Linked DNA regions of Mus musculus: regions 2 and 3 are each linked to region 1. Evidence: chromatin loops called from intact Hi-C (ENCODE). Cell type or tissue: heart. All regions are shown on one strand.

What was found. A loop is a pair of places that touch in the nucleus more often than their neighbours do. Peaks named below come from ENCODE experiments on the same cell type or tissue, not always from the same donor. Only the 100,000 strongest peaks of a DNase experiment are listed, where the experiment ranks them.
Region 2: a loop joins it to region 1, with 2.6 times the contacts of the local background. A loop is called at or near these places in 11 of 42 quality-filtered maps.
Region 3: a loop joins it to region 1, with 9 times the contacts of the local background. A loop is called at or near these places in 17 of 42 quality-filtered maps.

The regions. Positions count from the first base shown.
Region 1 is chr16:37,008,470-37,013,469 of GRCm38, forward strand. It overlaps Polq (polymerase (DNA directed), theta), which reads left to right and starts at 3,317. Exons shown (of 30, transcript NM_029977.2): 1 at 3,317-3,590; 2 at 4,638-4,817. The coding sequence starts at 3,431. In heart, CTCF peaks have their summits at 222 (motif pointing left), 2,095 (motif pointing left) and 3,260; a DNase peak (open chromatin) is centred at 3,272; H3K4me3 peaks cover 2,029 bases; H3K27ac peaks cover 1,762 bases.
Region 2 is chr16:36,721,651-36,726,650 of GRCm38, forward strand. It overlaps Ildr1 (immunoglobulin-like domain containing receptor 1), which reads left to right. Exons shown (of 8, transcript NM_001285788.1): 6 at 1-19; 7 at 233-1,029; 8 at 3,867-5,000. The coding sequence ends at 3,908. Among named protein-coding and RNA genes, the nearest start is that of Ildr1, 30 kb to the left of the region's middle. In heart, a CTCF peak has its summit at 2,429 (motif pointing right); no DNase peak of the experiment used is centred here; H3K4me3 peaks cover 900 bases; H3K27ac peaks cover 322 bases; H3K27me3 peaks cover 1,549 bases.
Region 3 is chr16:36,470,773-36,475,772 of GRCm38, forward strand. No RefSeq gene overlaps it. Among named protein-coding and RNA genes, the nearest start is that of Stfa3, 18 kb to the left of the region's middle. In heart, a CTCF peak has its summit at 2,627 (motif pointing right); no DNase peak of the experiment used is centred here.

The DNA.
Region 1 (5,000 bases):
TCATCCAAAATGTAGGTGGAAGGGGAAAGTGGGCCTATTGGGTGAACTGCCCAGAAGGTAAGGGCACAGCAAAGATAAAACATAGAATTAGAAGGTGTTAAGCTGGGCTGGAGAGATGGCTCAGTGGTTAACAGCACTGACTGCTCTTCCGAAGGTCCTAAGTTCAAATCCCAGCAAGCACATGGTGGATCACAACCACCAGTAATGAGATCTGATGCCCTCTTCTGGAGTGTCTGAAGACAGCTACAGTGTACTTACATATAATAAATAAATTTAAAAAGAAAAAGGTGTTAAGCTAGGAGTATCAGAAGGTCAGAAAGAAATATATGCTAGCCACAGGGAGGATTAGAAGTGCCCAGCCATTGAGCTAGCTAAGGCATATAAAAATTAACTGGTGTGTGTGTGTGTTTCATTCAAGAATCCAGCAGCCAGAATAGAGCAGTTTAACTAATTTAATGCTCTACAGGAAAGGGAGTTGGACAAGAGTCTGGGAGTAAACTTTTAAAATTAGAAGTCAGTTTGCACTCATTTCTGGATGTTCTCTAAGCCTTGATGGGGTTGGTCTAGCCTCTCTCTTGATATATACCTACTTAAGAATAAACTTCTTTCCCCTTCCACCTACATTTCAGATAATTTTCCCTCTGTAGCTCCTAAACACAATCCCTTAAGAATCATCTTCTGCCTTTCCTCATAGTCAAGCAGTACATGAAAAGGCAATTAAAACATGTTATCGAAGCCAGGAATTCAGTTACTTTTCACCTATCAGTTTCCACCTTATTTTATGAGACAAGCTCTCTCATTGAGGCTATTTAAACAAGCCCCAGGAATCCTCCCATCTCTAGCTCCCTAGTGATGGGATTAAAGGTGGTTGCTGCTGTCTGGCTTATTGCGTGGGTGCTAGTGGGGAACTTAAGTCTTCTCTTTTACTGAGTTCAGTCACTGCTGCCTGTCGGAAAATTGACTGATCTTGTTGTTTTGATCATGTGACCACAGCTGTGGTGAGTTCACGGAGTGCAACAGCTATGTCACGTCCAGAAGACAGCATCTCACAGCACTGCCCCCATCCTCCTTACATTCTTTAGGCCCCTCTTCCCAAGTGTTCTCTGAGCCTTGGAAGGGTTTATATCGATACCCCTCTTAGGATTGAACATTCAACAGTCATCTGTTCCCAGCGCTCTGACCAATTATGAGTCTCGGCATTAGCTACAGAAAGATGTTTCTCTGCCAAAGTTGAGAATAAGATTAGTCTATGGGTCTAAGGATACATTTTTGATGGCAAAGTAACATGCCCATTTAGCAATTCAACACCAGTCGATTGCTTATTGGGGCCTACAACCTCCCGAAGTGTGGGTTTATGGCCAGGTATATGGTAGTGATATTTTTGAGAAGTAGCTTTGGGTTTAGTTTTGAAGACTTAAAAAATACTGGGAATAAATATTGAAGATTTGAATGCGTAGTTTAGGCTTGTGGCAGGACACAGACCATCCCTTTCAATGCTTCCCCAGTGGACTTTCTTATCTCCTCATGGTTCACATAATAAAGTAAGTTAGTATTCGATGGGCTAATCGTAAGAGACTTCTCTGGCTTATTCTTTCTTCATTACAGTCTTGAATTATTATTAGGGCTTGTTAAAATATGTAATGTAATTTTCTCTGAACAGAACTTATGTGGCAGCCCTGGTCTCAGCATTCTGTATACTCATCCACAGATAATAGACTCCTACTCTTCTCATATGATGTGGGAATACTGAGGGGTTATGCAAGATGCCCAAGATAGCACAGTCAATACATTCTAAACCCAGACCCAGACTGTGTAGGTCTACAGCTGGACTTTTAGTTTCCACTGAGACTATAAGTCAGGATTCCTTTGATAGTCCTCTGTTCCTAGGAATTTCTCCCTGAGCAGTAGTCACAATTTAAATTAATAATTAATTTAGTCAATGTTTGTACCAGTATCTTTCAGAGCAGGAAGCGTTCCACCCTGCATCACTGACACTGAGACTAGTGTACTGTTGATGCCCAATAATTTCCTAGTGAATAAATGCATAAAGGAAGGAAGCGTTTCTTTCATGGAGTAATGCCTCCCTCTGGTGGGATTTTAGAATATTGTTTAACCACTTCCTAAATTCACTCCCCACATCCTTCCCCCAAACCAATGGCCATAATTTCTTCAGGATAGGCTTGTCACCCACTTGTTGGCTTGGTGAGATGAACTGTGGAACTAGGCAAGTACCAGGCACCGATTTACGTCCAGAAGTTGGTCAAAGCACATCTATAACTAACTTCCTTGTTCAGAATGACCCCTCATGTGCTTTCAGAGCCTCCTCTTTCAACACCAAAGGGATCTATCCAGAATCTCCAGTTCTGATCATACAATCCTCAGGATATAACCGCAGAAATAATCCCTTCCCTATCAACTGCCAACACAGAAGTGCAGTTCTCAACTCAGAGGGAATAAGAAAATTTATTCTGGAACAAATATGAGTTACTATGGCCCCAGGGACAAATTTAAATTGTTCTATATACTGTTTTGTGGTAGCAGTTTTACAGAGTTTTTATATTTCCGAGCAAAGAGAGCTATAACTGAAGACGTTTAAAGATACATTGATGTTAATGGAAACTTCAGGTAGGTTAGATCCAGCAAATCAAGAGAAACTTCTGCTGTAAGGCTCAGATGCATATAACATGCTTAGCTTTTGGGTTGGTGGAAGCTACATTCCCAAATTCGTACATTCCCAAACGACTTACTTAATAGTCACAAGAACATGACAGAGTTGTGTGACCAAACAAGTGGCTATTTAAGGGGCCGAGATAACCCAAAATAATTGACACTGAACCAGTCTACAGCCTGGAATGTTTAACCCGGGCGTGTCCTCTACTCCACCCCCATCTGTTATTTTAATTCACGTATTTGACAAGAGGAAAACCGCACAAATTACGCTCTACCAAAAAACCCTACTTTTTTTTTTTTTTTTACACAATCTGAAGAAACAAAAAAGAAACAAACACAATACAATAGTAAAGAAGAGATACTTTCCTAATCTATTCACATAAGGGCAACTCATTAGCTTCCGATTCAAACCAGAAATAAGTAAAAACAGGAGGAATGTTTTTAGAACAATCTACGAATGCAGTCAGATGCTCCGTTCCTTTTAATGTCTCCAGCACTCTATCCCCTTTTCTATCCCCAGCCGCCAGCGGAGGCCGGAAGCCAGATATCAGCGCGGGCTGTTCCGTCCCTCACCACTCTATGGTAGTCGGGTTATTCTAGCCAGGAGAACTCTGTGGTTCCGGGGCGTGCTGGGAGGCCTGCATTTGAAGATGGAGGCGGGAAGATGGAGGCGGTAGCTGTCACTAGGTTGGGGTTCTCCCGCGCGGGAGGCCTATGGGACTGTGTCGTGTCCTGAACAGTCGAGAGGAGCTTGTTTGCAATGAGTCTTCCGCGCCGGAGTAGGAAACGGCGGCGTTCATCGTCCGGCTCCGACACGTTCTCGGGAGATGGTGATAGCTTTGTTAGCCCTCAGCTCCGGTGTGGACCGGTGCTGAGTCCACCTCCGGGGCTGGGACGCGGCCGGAGGCTCACAGGGACAGGTACTCGACCCGCGGGGCCGACGCGGCCGAGGGCAGCAGGGGTTGAGATGGGCTGCGAGAGTATCAGGGCCATGCACTCCCGCACCGGAGCTGGATAGCTGGAGGCAGGGCTGCTATCCAGTACCCGGCCTGGGACTCAACCCTGGGGATGGCTTCCCTCTTGGCCAGCATGCACAGCTGATGGTGTTTTAGTCCACCACTGCCCCAGTAGATATGGGCGTTCTTTGGTTTTTGGGTCTTTACACCTTCCCAGAAACAACTTCCAAGTTGGCCAGATCCTGTCACCATGTCGAGGGTTTGCTTAGGATAAATGTCCAGTGGTACAACTTCATATATATAAGTACCAAATTTCTGGGTGTGGTGTAGGATGCAGGCTCTTTGGACTGCAAAGAGCAAAGCTGGAAGGCACATGTTGTCTTAGAACCTTAACCCAGTTCTTGTTTGCTTTTTTGAGATAAGGGCTTGCTCTAGGTCAGGCTGGGTGCTGTCTCGATCTCGGACCAAGGGTGTTTATCCGTAAATGTTGGGATTATAGGCCTACACCAGTGCATTTCATAATTCTTTGCCCTTGGTTATGCAGATACCTCAGTACTAAATCGTAAAGAGAAACTCATCTAACAGCTTTGTAATGCTTAATCACCCTTCTACCTCCACATCTGTACAAACTTTTTATTCAGTGTGTATAGCACACTTTTTGGTTTTTTCGAGACAGGGTTTCTCAGTATAGCCTGGCTGTCCTGGAACTCAACTTTGTAGACCAGGCTGGCCTTGAACTCAGAAATCCATCTGCCTCTGCCTCCCAAGTGCTAGGATTAAAGGCTTGTGCCACCACCGCCCAGCTATAGCACACTTTTGTTTGTGGCTCTTAAGAGTTTTCAAATTTTCATCTAGTAAATAAAAAATTGCTAGCATTTTTCTGTATAGGATCAGTTTCTTAATAGGTCTCTAGAAGTGAAGATGTGTTTTAAGTTTGGTAGGAATTCAAACAGGTTTAACTACTAAACTTGTATGTTGGAGGTAATTAAATTGTTTTTGTTTTTCTGAAAGGAACAAACAAGCGAAGAGTTTCTGATGACCAGATAGACCAGCTGCTGTTGGCAAATTGGGGACTTCCTAAAGCAGTTCTGGAGAAATACCATAGTTTTGGTGTAAGAAAGATGTTCGAATGGCAGGCAGAATGCCTTTTGCTTGGTCACGTCTTGGAAGGAAAGAATCTAGTTTATTCAGGTATTCAAATTTATGTAAACTCCTTTCACTAAAATTATCAGTGTGAACAATTCTCTTTTGGGTTGGTTACATTTTTTAAACAGGAGGAATGTCATCATTTGCATCCTGACATCATGAAAGTTCTGTTGTGTGGTAGAGGAGGGAAACAAGGACATTTGCAACGTATGTAGGAAAAATTCTGCT
Region 2 (5,000 bases), 290 kb before region 1:
AACCCGCTGCTGCAGCGAGGTAAACTTTGCCAGAAAGTCATGGGACGGGGAGGGCAGAGGGTGAGGGCAGAGGTGCCGTCTGCCAAGAAGCATGCGCACTAACCGGGTGTCTTTCGATGGAGGGTGGGAGGGAGTGCAATCCTGCTTACTAACGTGACATTTTGATGCCCTGGTTCCTAGGAGGGTATTTGGGACCAGCAGTTCAGTGTGCTCCATCCTTGTTTCCATTCAGATCTGTCCTTACAGTCCAGCCTTCCACAGATGCCAATGACCCAGATGGCTGCTCACCCTCCGGTGGCTAATGGTGTCCTGGAATATTTGGAGAAAGAATTGCGGAACCTCAACCCAGCCCAACCTCTGCCTGCGGATCTCAGAGCCAAATCTGGCCACCCTTGCAGCATGCTCTCCTCCCTGGGCTCCGCAGAGGTTGTGGAACGCAGAGTCATCCACCTGCCCCCACTAATCAGAGACCCACCGTCCTCCAGGACCAGCAACCCCTCACACCAGCAGCGGCTCAATGCTGTTTCTTCCAGACACTGCGATCTGAGTGAGCGCCCGAGGCAGCGCCATCACTCCGATTTCCTCCGAGAGCTCCAGGACCAGGGGATGAGACCCTGGGCCCCGGGGAGAGGGGAGCTGGACCCCCATTGGAGTGGGAGACACCACCGCTCTAGGCCCAGCGAGTCATCCATGCCTTGGTCAGACTGGGACAGCCTGAGCGAATGTCCCTCATCCAGTGAGGCTCCTTGGCCCCCCAGACGACCAGAGCCCAGGGAAGGCGCCCAGAGACGTGAGAGACGCAGGCATCGCAGCTACTCGCCTCCTCTACCCTCGGGCCCCAGCTCTTGGAGCTCTGAAGAGGAGAAAGAGTCGCTGCCCAGGAACTGGGGTGCCCAGCGACGTCACCATCACCGCCGCCGCCGCTCACAGTCTCCAAACTGGCCTGAGGAGAAGCCGCCCAGCTACCGCTCACTGGATGTGACTCCAGGCAAGAACAACAGGAAAAAAGGGAATGTGGAGAGGCGCTTGGTGAGCCTGGGGCATCCTGTGGAGGGTCGGGCAGGATCAGAGAGGCTCCTCAGCTGACACAGGCCCAGCAGGGTTTTCCTAGTCCTGCATAACTGTCCCGGCAGGCTGAGGTACTACTTTTTCTTAGAATGAAAGGGCCTAGTCAGTGCAGGGTACAGAAGAGGCCCAGAGCTTGCACTGGATCTTCTCTGCCCCAGCGTGTGTGACTTTAGCCATGTTCTCTGCCCTTGGAGGCAGGTCAGGAGGGCTCTGCTGGTAAGGACAGTAAAGAACTAAGGCTCAGAATGACTAAGCACCCCACCCCCAACCCCGTGGTGGGGAGCTGGTCCTCCGGTCTCAGCTGCAGGACTGGATGTTGACTTGGCAACCTTTTTTCTCACAGGCCCAGTTAGAAACAGGCAAGAGGAGTTGTGAATGTTTAAGTGAGCAGCAACTGTGCTGTGTGAGAGGATGAGGGCTTCCTGGTGTGCCGGGGAAGGCTCATCAGACTAATGAAAACAGACCTGGGCATCCCACTTAATGAGTAAAACTTTAGAGTGCTGTGAACCTTGAAGATGCCAGTCATTATTTAGCACTCTAAAGGGGAAACACTGGAGGATACATGTCTACAGTACCCCTGCCCCTCTCTCCCCCCCTTTCTCATGTAGTGACTAAGTATGCCTCTTCTTTTTAGCAGAAAAAAATATATGATTTTCAAGTTTTTGGCTCAACATCTGAGCCCCACTTTCCTCTAAGTTACTTTTTTTCCCTTTTCTTTATTTCCCTCCAGTTAAAGTATGCAGCCCTTCTAAGCCTTAGAATCTAAGGGAAGGGTACAAGACACGCTCTAGACACTGAGCCAGTCCTGATTCATTTGGTCCTCACAAGGCTCAGAAAGGTTGAAGAACAAGGGCAAAGCACAGAGCAATAGAAAAAGAAGCCCGTGTTTGAACACAGTCCTCTGGTTCTCAAGCCTTTTTGGTAACCCACAGTTTCCTTAGACAGAAGTTGAGATCCATAACACTTTCTAGTGACTACGGCTTCCTAAATTTTCCCGAGCATCAGTACTTTTTTTTTAAAATCATCAAGATGTGCACAAGAAGTCATTCTACTACCATTTTCATTTATAAAGTTGTCTTTGAAAGATTTTGTCTAAAATAATTTTAAAATCCCCCATTGACTGGGGTCTGAGTCTGGTTTCTAGATATATCACTGAATTGCATTAAACCTTCTTTTTATAGTCTGATACTGCCCATAGGCCCAGGACCAAAGCTGAGTTTGCAGATTAGTTCATTTGAAGGGTGTAGCTTGTTGCCTTTATAGCTTTACTGTTATGAAGAGGCTCGGTGATGGCGCCAAGTGCTTCCTGCACAGGTTTCTGAAAGCACTGGAGCTTGACATTTTCAACACTGTGCAGTTAGGCCACTAGATGGTGACTTTTGTCTACGTGTCACTTGTGGTTTCTCTGGTCCTCTCATTAAAAGAACAAAAAGATTCATTAAAATACTTCATCAAATACTCAGAGAAATAGGAGACAAACTAAATGTTTTTAGGCTCACATGGAGCCTTTCAAGGGTAGTGCTTAACAAATACACACAAACTAGTGCTTCTGTGCACACAACTGCCTGCTAATCCAAAATAGGGAAGATGTTCTCTCTGCTCAGAGCCCAGAGAAATACAGACCTTCTGCTGTCTGTGGGAGTACCTGCTCAGCTGACTTAGGGTGAGTGCTCACTCATTAGAAGCCTTGCATGCAGTCAAATTGAAGCAGGAACTTCAAGCTTTCTACTCCAGTGGCTTCAGGCTGAATGATCCTTGTGTTTCTAACCTCCTTTAGACTATCTCTCTTTCCAATCTTGACCTAATAGAATGAGTTCCAAGACACTCTGGCATCTTCAAAACTTGGCCCATATAAATCGATTCTAGAGAGGAGAAAGCCATGGTGTTTGTTTCTGGGCTAACCTGTAGTGAACACCAGGTAATATATATATATATATATAGTATATCCTTAAGTTCTTTATTAATAAAAAATGTCGTATTGGGACCTGCAGTCTTCTACTTTGAGTATCCCTTGATCATGCCAGGTCTCCCTGAACAGAGTCCCTTTGTCTCTTCTCATTGTTGTCTTCTGTTGCAGAGAGCATTTACCCCAGAGTATTCCAATTAGAAACCTTGGCCCTTAACGAGTCCTTTCCTGATCATAAGAAACACATTTTTTGAAGCAGTATGATGCACATGCCTACACAATGTCTTTGGGACTGTTCATTACAGGAAAGGGTGTTCTCATTTCTGAACTCCAGCTGTAGAATTTCAGAAATGTAGCCAAATGACCCCCCCTCCCCAACATGCATGGAGAGGTTTGAGAAACATATCCAATGAGAAAACAACAACAACAGAACTCAAACAGACCCACAAATAACAAGAGATCCTTTGAAGAAAAGCCATTGAGTTTGTTCGGGAAAAGTGTGAAAGATAACTCTAGAGGAACACTGAAGTATGGAGCTAATGAAGGGGGTGGAGAGCAATGGTTCAGAGTGTAACCAGGAACCGAGCTGTCTTCACGGTCAGTAGAGAGGAACTGGGAAGTGGGAAGAGAGCGGGTCCTTTCTTCAGTCCACTGAAGACTGGCATTATTACAAAAACAACAGTGATAGAATGGAGCAAATAAGATTAGAAACTTTGGGAAATCCACAGTGTTGGAGGAAGGCCATTGAGAGGAAAAAGAATGGCCCCGCGAAAGGTCAAGGAAGAAATACAAGCAACCACTACTTAGTGGGTTAGACCAGCTCACCTTGGGAATTGCCTATGTGGGCTATAGATTTGAGCTGAATGTTGTTTTTTGTGTTCTTGTTCCTCAGGAGAGAGAGAGCTCCCATAGTGGACGGAGTGTGGTCATTTAGTCTCCAGGCACCATACTGCTTCTTGGATCATACATGTCCTCAGCATTATCAAGAGTTCCAGCTGCCTTGGGAGGGACACTATACATCTGTGTCTCACAGTTTTGGGTTTAGATTCTAAGAATCAAATAGAAGAGTTTTCAAAACAGGTGTTTGTGGAATTAATAGCAAGCTTTCCCCCTTGTTCATGCCCTCTGTCTATTACATGATCTCTGACTTGTAAGGGCTCCTAGCTAGGATAGGATCCCTCAGGGACACAGTAGCCCAAAGTGGTCCAGTAGGTCATGGTGCTCGGGACCAAGGCAGTCTCATAATGACAACTCAGGAATCTTTAAGAAGAAAGCAAACAGGTTCCAGGAACAGGAAACCTATGGAATATTATGGGCAAATTCCCACGGGAACTCCCTGTCCTTTCTTGAATTTCCTGAGGGTTTTTCCACGTTAAGCATCCCCACCTGTGGTCCTGAGCATTCCTGAGTTTCCAGTCCAAGCAAGCAAGCAAGAAAGGGCAAAAATTCTATAGCTCTGTGCCTTTCACAGGCTGTGCAATGCAATTCTGCAAAACCACAGGGAAGCAGTTGTTCACCAACCATATTCTTGCTTCTTTTTTCTTTCTTCTGGAGCCTTTCCCCTACATTTAATTTATTTTCTTATACATAATAACATAGCAATGCTAAAATCACTTTAAATACTTTCAAGCGCCATCCAGTATAAACAAGAAAATTAATGTAACATTCCAAATAAATAATCTGTTTTTCTACCCTGAGTTTCTACTTCTATTCATTGATTTACTTATCTTCCAGTAAAGCTCAGAGAAGAATCAGGCCACACTGGGTAGTTCCAAAGACTACCTTCTCCAGGACTGCTGAACATTTCGGGGTTTCAATGTCCCAAGCATTAGGATCTAGGTGGGTTTTGCCACATACAGAGTTCCAGGAGGAAAGAGCTGAACCTTTCCTGTGTGTAATACAGATATCACTGTTTCCGATTTTCCATATAGCTCCTTCACAGATACATTTATGATTGATGTGTAGGCTTTCTCTGAGTAGACTGGAAGGAGATGGTTCCAACAATATTGATATTGTACAAGATCAG
Region 3 (5,000 bases), 540 kb before region 1:
TGTTTGAGGAGAGGGATTTATGTATCAGACAGCAGTTAGACAGATGTTCTGTTTCTGCGTAAGAAAGACAGAGACTCTGATTCCACGTAGGAGTCTCGGGGCTGGAGACCTGGCTCAGTGGTTAGGAGCACTGACTGCTCTTCCAGAGGACACAGGTTTAATTCCCAGCATCCACATGGCAGCTCACAACTGTCTGTAACTTCAGGACCAAACATTTGTACAAAGACATACATGCAGATAAAACACCAGAACACATTAAAAAGGAGGGAGATTAAATCTAGAATAGAGAGGAAGCCGCATTCAAGAGGTCTGCTTGAAATGACAATGGAATTTGAAAATATTTCCCTCAGTTTAGGGGAAAGAAATGGCCAAATGTACAAAAATCTCTGAGGGCTGGAGGGAACAAAGGTCCTAGCTAAACCAGAGAATCTGGGTCGGCTGGCCCAGGGGAGGGGCATTGTCGCCAGAAGCGTCAAGGCTCTATCTCATTAGGGGCATTCAGTGCTCACAACCACAGGGCTCCTCTTTCCTAACAAGGGCCCCTTAACAGTGAAAGATGCTCGGTGGAGATGGGACATTTACAGTCCCTCTGTCCTCTTAGGAACTGTACCATGTCCCTAGTCACTGCTAGCTTCCACCTGCCTATAATGTAGACATTTTACACACTCTCGTGGGAAGTGTAAGCTCCCGCCGTCTTGTTATTGTGTCTGTTCTAACCACGTGTACCGTGTGACAGCTCAGCTTTCTGTTGAAAGGTGGGGATCTCGTGGTCTCTGACAAACAAGAGTGAAGAGCAAGATACGGATCATGATCGTTTTCATACTTTGCATATTGATCATATAGAATGGTAGTTCTCAACCTTCCTAATGCCGCAACCCTTTAAAACAGTCCTCATATTGTGGTGACCCTCCAGTCGTAAAATTATTTTTGTTGCTAATCCATACTGTTACAAAATACATTACAGTCCATGTCTGATATGAAGATGGCCTCAGGTGACGCTGTGAAAGGGCCACTCAACCCCTCCACCCCCAGAGCAATTGCAAACGACAGGCTGAGAACCACTGATGTAGAAAGACAGACCTGAGGGGAAGTCTGCCAGAGATCTTACCTGGAACTTATTGTTCTGAGAAGTCTGCTAATTAGTTATTCTCCTCTACACAGTTCCTAGAAAACATATATTCTTCAACAGTACAAAGAAGGGTTTTACCACTGGAAATTCAATCCTAAATACCTATAAGATGTTCAGACTCTCAGATGTCCTGGGTGGGAATTAAGGTAACCCTGTAAGAATAATAGCAGCTATGTGCTGTCTTTTTAATTCTTATCTAATAGGAACTTAAAAATGAGATGGAAAATAAGGTGCAGATGCAGTAAAAGGAGTCCAATCCACATGTTCTTAAACAGTGAAAACTATAGCAATTAAGCCACAGAGACAGCAGGATGGAGCAGGGGTTAGAGAACTGTCAGCCCTGGGGCATCACATGCTAAATCTAGTTCAGGTCTTTATTTTTAAATACCCCTTGAGCTAAGAAGAGGCTTTGTATTTTAAAGACTTTTTAATTTATTTTTCTCCCCAAAGATAAGCCCATATACTTACTTTATTATGTACAAAGCCAAAGCACAAGCTGGAAAATTGCAGTGCGGGGGAGGGAGGGTGGGGGTGGGGTGGCGGGTGTGTCTCCCTAGTTTCAATGGCTGTATCTTAGAAAGCTGTAGTCTGACTTTGTTACAAGTTGGAGTCTCACAATCTTCCTACCTATTCCATTTTTGCCAGGTACACCACAGGGATGGTTTAAAACAGCCTGCATCAGAAGGTCTTGAAGCTTGCTATTGTTTCTCTTTTCAGGCCCTGACGACTCTCCAGAAGTCCCGGCAGCATGGGTGTGGAGGGCGGAGGAAAACCCTGACTCTTAGTTCTTGATTTTTACACTGTTCTGAGTCAGGTGTCTGTTGTTTTCTTTCTGAGCATGGGAATCCAGCTGCCCAGCGAGCTCCCACTTCCCTGCAGAAACATCGGGATTATATATGTGATACCATACCCAGCCTTTACAAAAGTTTTGGCGATTTAAAAGCAGGTCTTCTTCACCCTTGCGCAGAAACCGCTTTACCTACTGAGCCATCTACCCAGCCACTTTAAGTCTTTTTGTTAAAAGTAGTATAGTGAAGTCAGGCAGTAGTGGCACACACCTTTAACCCCAGTGCTTGGAAGGCAGAGACAGGATGATCTCTGAGTTCCAGGCTAGCCTCTTCTACACATTACGTTCCAGGACAGCCAGGGCTATATAGAGAGACCCTGTATCAAAATAAAAAAAAAATCAGAGCAGTGACTGTAGAAGTCTGCTTGCAGCCCATCTAGACAGGAACCTGCTCATTAAACAGATGTTTCTTCTCTCATGGAATGGCAAATTATTTGTTCATGCCTTTTGTGTATTTTTATTAGGTTTTGTTCTTTGTCTCTTCTTATTCCCATTCTTTACCACTCCCTTCCTCTCCTTACATATTTACTTTTATCCTAACAAGAAAAATAAAATTTTTATGTATTAGTACAAAATAAAAATTCTGAAAGGAAAACTGAAGGAATTTCTCCACTCTTCGCAGGCTTCTCCTGCAATTCACATAAGCTCCACGAGGTGGCAGCAGAGCTCCTGGCTATGGTTTCTACCGCCCATTTAAATTAATTTTTGTGTCAATGATAGTTCAGATTTTTTTTAAAAAGTTTTTATTGATTCTTTATTTCACAACATGCACACCAGTCTTGCTCGTCTCCTCCATTCCCTCATATCTGCCCTTTAGCCTTGCAAATCCTACCCAAAATAACACACAGGATCTGTTCTCCTGAGTGCTGCCACCGGTGAAAGATGGGGCAAGTTCCCCAGAGTGTCACATCCAGTGGTGGGTGCGGGTTGGGGTGGGAGTTTTGCACAGCCTCTAGACATCCATGTGTTCCCTGGCAGCTGCCCCTACCAGGAACAGCCCCCACGTTCTCTAGTTGTTAATATGAGACACAGACACAGACACCCCGACCCCTGCTGCTATATAGCCATGGACTCAGACATGACCCTCAGAGGCAGCTCGAGCTGGGACCTCACTGTGGTCTCAGGTGACAGGGCTGGCCAATCACAACAGGCTACTCCTCTCCATCCTCGAGTGTCCAGTTCCATCTCCCTTCATAGCCCAAGCTGCTCCACTTCTCTCTCTCTTGTCTGACCACCACATGCTGGCACAGTGTGATGGTTCCCGCTGTGGGGCAGCAAGTGGCGTCCATGGCCCTCCTTTGCTGAGCGCGGCAGGGCGGGTCCATGGGTGGCATGGAGGACCACAGGTTTCTGTCTGTCTTTCTCCTCCTACGCTGGGCTGCCTGGGTTGGATTGGATTAGATTGGATTTTATGAGTCCTAGGCATAAGACAGCTTTGCCCACCAAACCGGGCATCAAGCTAGGATGAACAAAGGACTGCCATCAGCTCTGCCCCTGACTGATAGAAGAACATAACCAAAGGTGTCTTTTTGCCCATCGCCAGGGGGTGACAGTGCAGATTTTAACTGTATTTTAACTTAAAACACTGATTGAACATTTTAAACATTAAACTATTAATTATTATTTGAACCCAGGCACAGAAACTCAAACTTTTTTTTTAGATATATTTACTTTATTATCTTATGTGTATATGTGTTTTGCCTATACGTGCATATATATATATGCACGCTACATATGCACTCAGCTCTGCAGAGATGGGAGGAGGGTGTCGGAGTTCCTGGAACTGGAGTTCCAGATGAGGTGTTTGCACTGGGGTGTTTGCACGTCCTTAAAAGCTGAGCCAACTCTCCAGCCCAGTGTGCCACCACATCTGGCTGTTGTTTTAATACAAATAGAAATCAGATATTTTAAAAAGCTTAGAAAGAAACTTGTGTCTATGTGTCTTATATTTTTTAACCAATTCTTAATCTTAGACTAATTAGAATGTTTATCCTTTATTCCCTGTTATAGCTTCTTATAGATATGTTAGTAAGAAGGAGGTGGCTTAGCTCTGGGCCTTTAGAGTTGATGACTAACTTCTTGTGCTGTCTGTCTCCTGTGGTGTATGGGATGTTGACATATAGGTAATAGTGGTCCTGATTGCCTTTATCACTTGTCCATAAGTTTCCATTTTTTATTTTTAGAGTTTCATTTCTATCTGTTTTGTTGGCAAAATCAAGAAATGAAATCTATGGGTTGCTGAGAGCAAAAATCCCCCCTCTACCAAACTGGGCTTCATCTAGAGGGAAACCGTTTCCCTTGGTTCAGAGAGTGACGTCATCCTATGCTGTGAGTTTTCTAACTGGAAATGCACTAAAGCTAGTTTACATTTGCCAAAATCTGAACTACTGCAATTAATTTTTTTCTTTCTCTCTTTCTCTCTTGTTCTTCTTATTCTTCCTCTTCTTCCTCCTCCTCCTCTTCTTCTTCTTCTTCTTCTTCTTCTTCTTCTTCTTCTTCTTCTTCTTCTTCTTCTTCTTCTTCTTCTTCTTCTGGTGGGGGAAGGACTGGTGTTAGAACTTAGATGTACTAGGCAGGCTCTCTACCACTGAACTATGTCACCAACAATACTATTAATTTTATTTACTAATTTTTTACTCTGTTGGGGATGCAATTAATTTTAGAAAGAAAACTCTGTAGAAGGAATTTAAAACTAAAATGTAAAATTTGGAATAAGAGTTTAATAAGTACCTATGAATAGTTTTAGAAACAAATTCCCTTAGCTTTTTAAAAATTTAACTTTTTAAGTTTTCATATAAGTCTATTTTATATGTTTCATATTCCACAGTTTTTTTTTCTTAAGATTTATTTTATTTTCATTTGTGTGCGTGTGTGCACATGGGTGTCTGAGAAGGCCAGAAGAGGGTGTCAGCTGCCCTGGAGCTTGAGTTACGGTGATTGTAACCTGCCAGACACTTGTGATGGGAACTAAACCCTGGTCCTCTGTAAGAGTCATAGACCTCCTAACCTCTGACCTCCTAACCT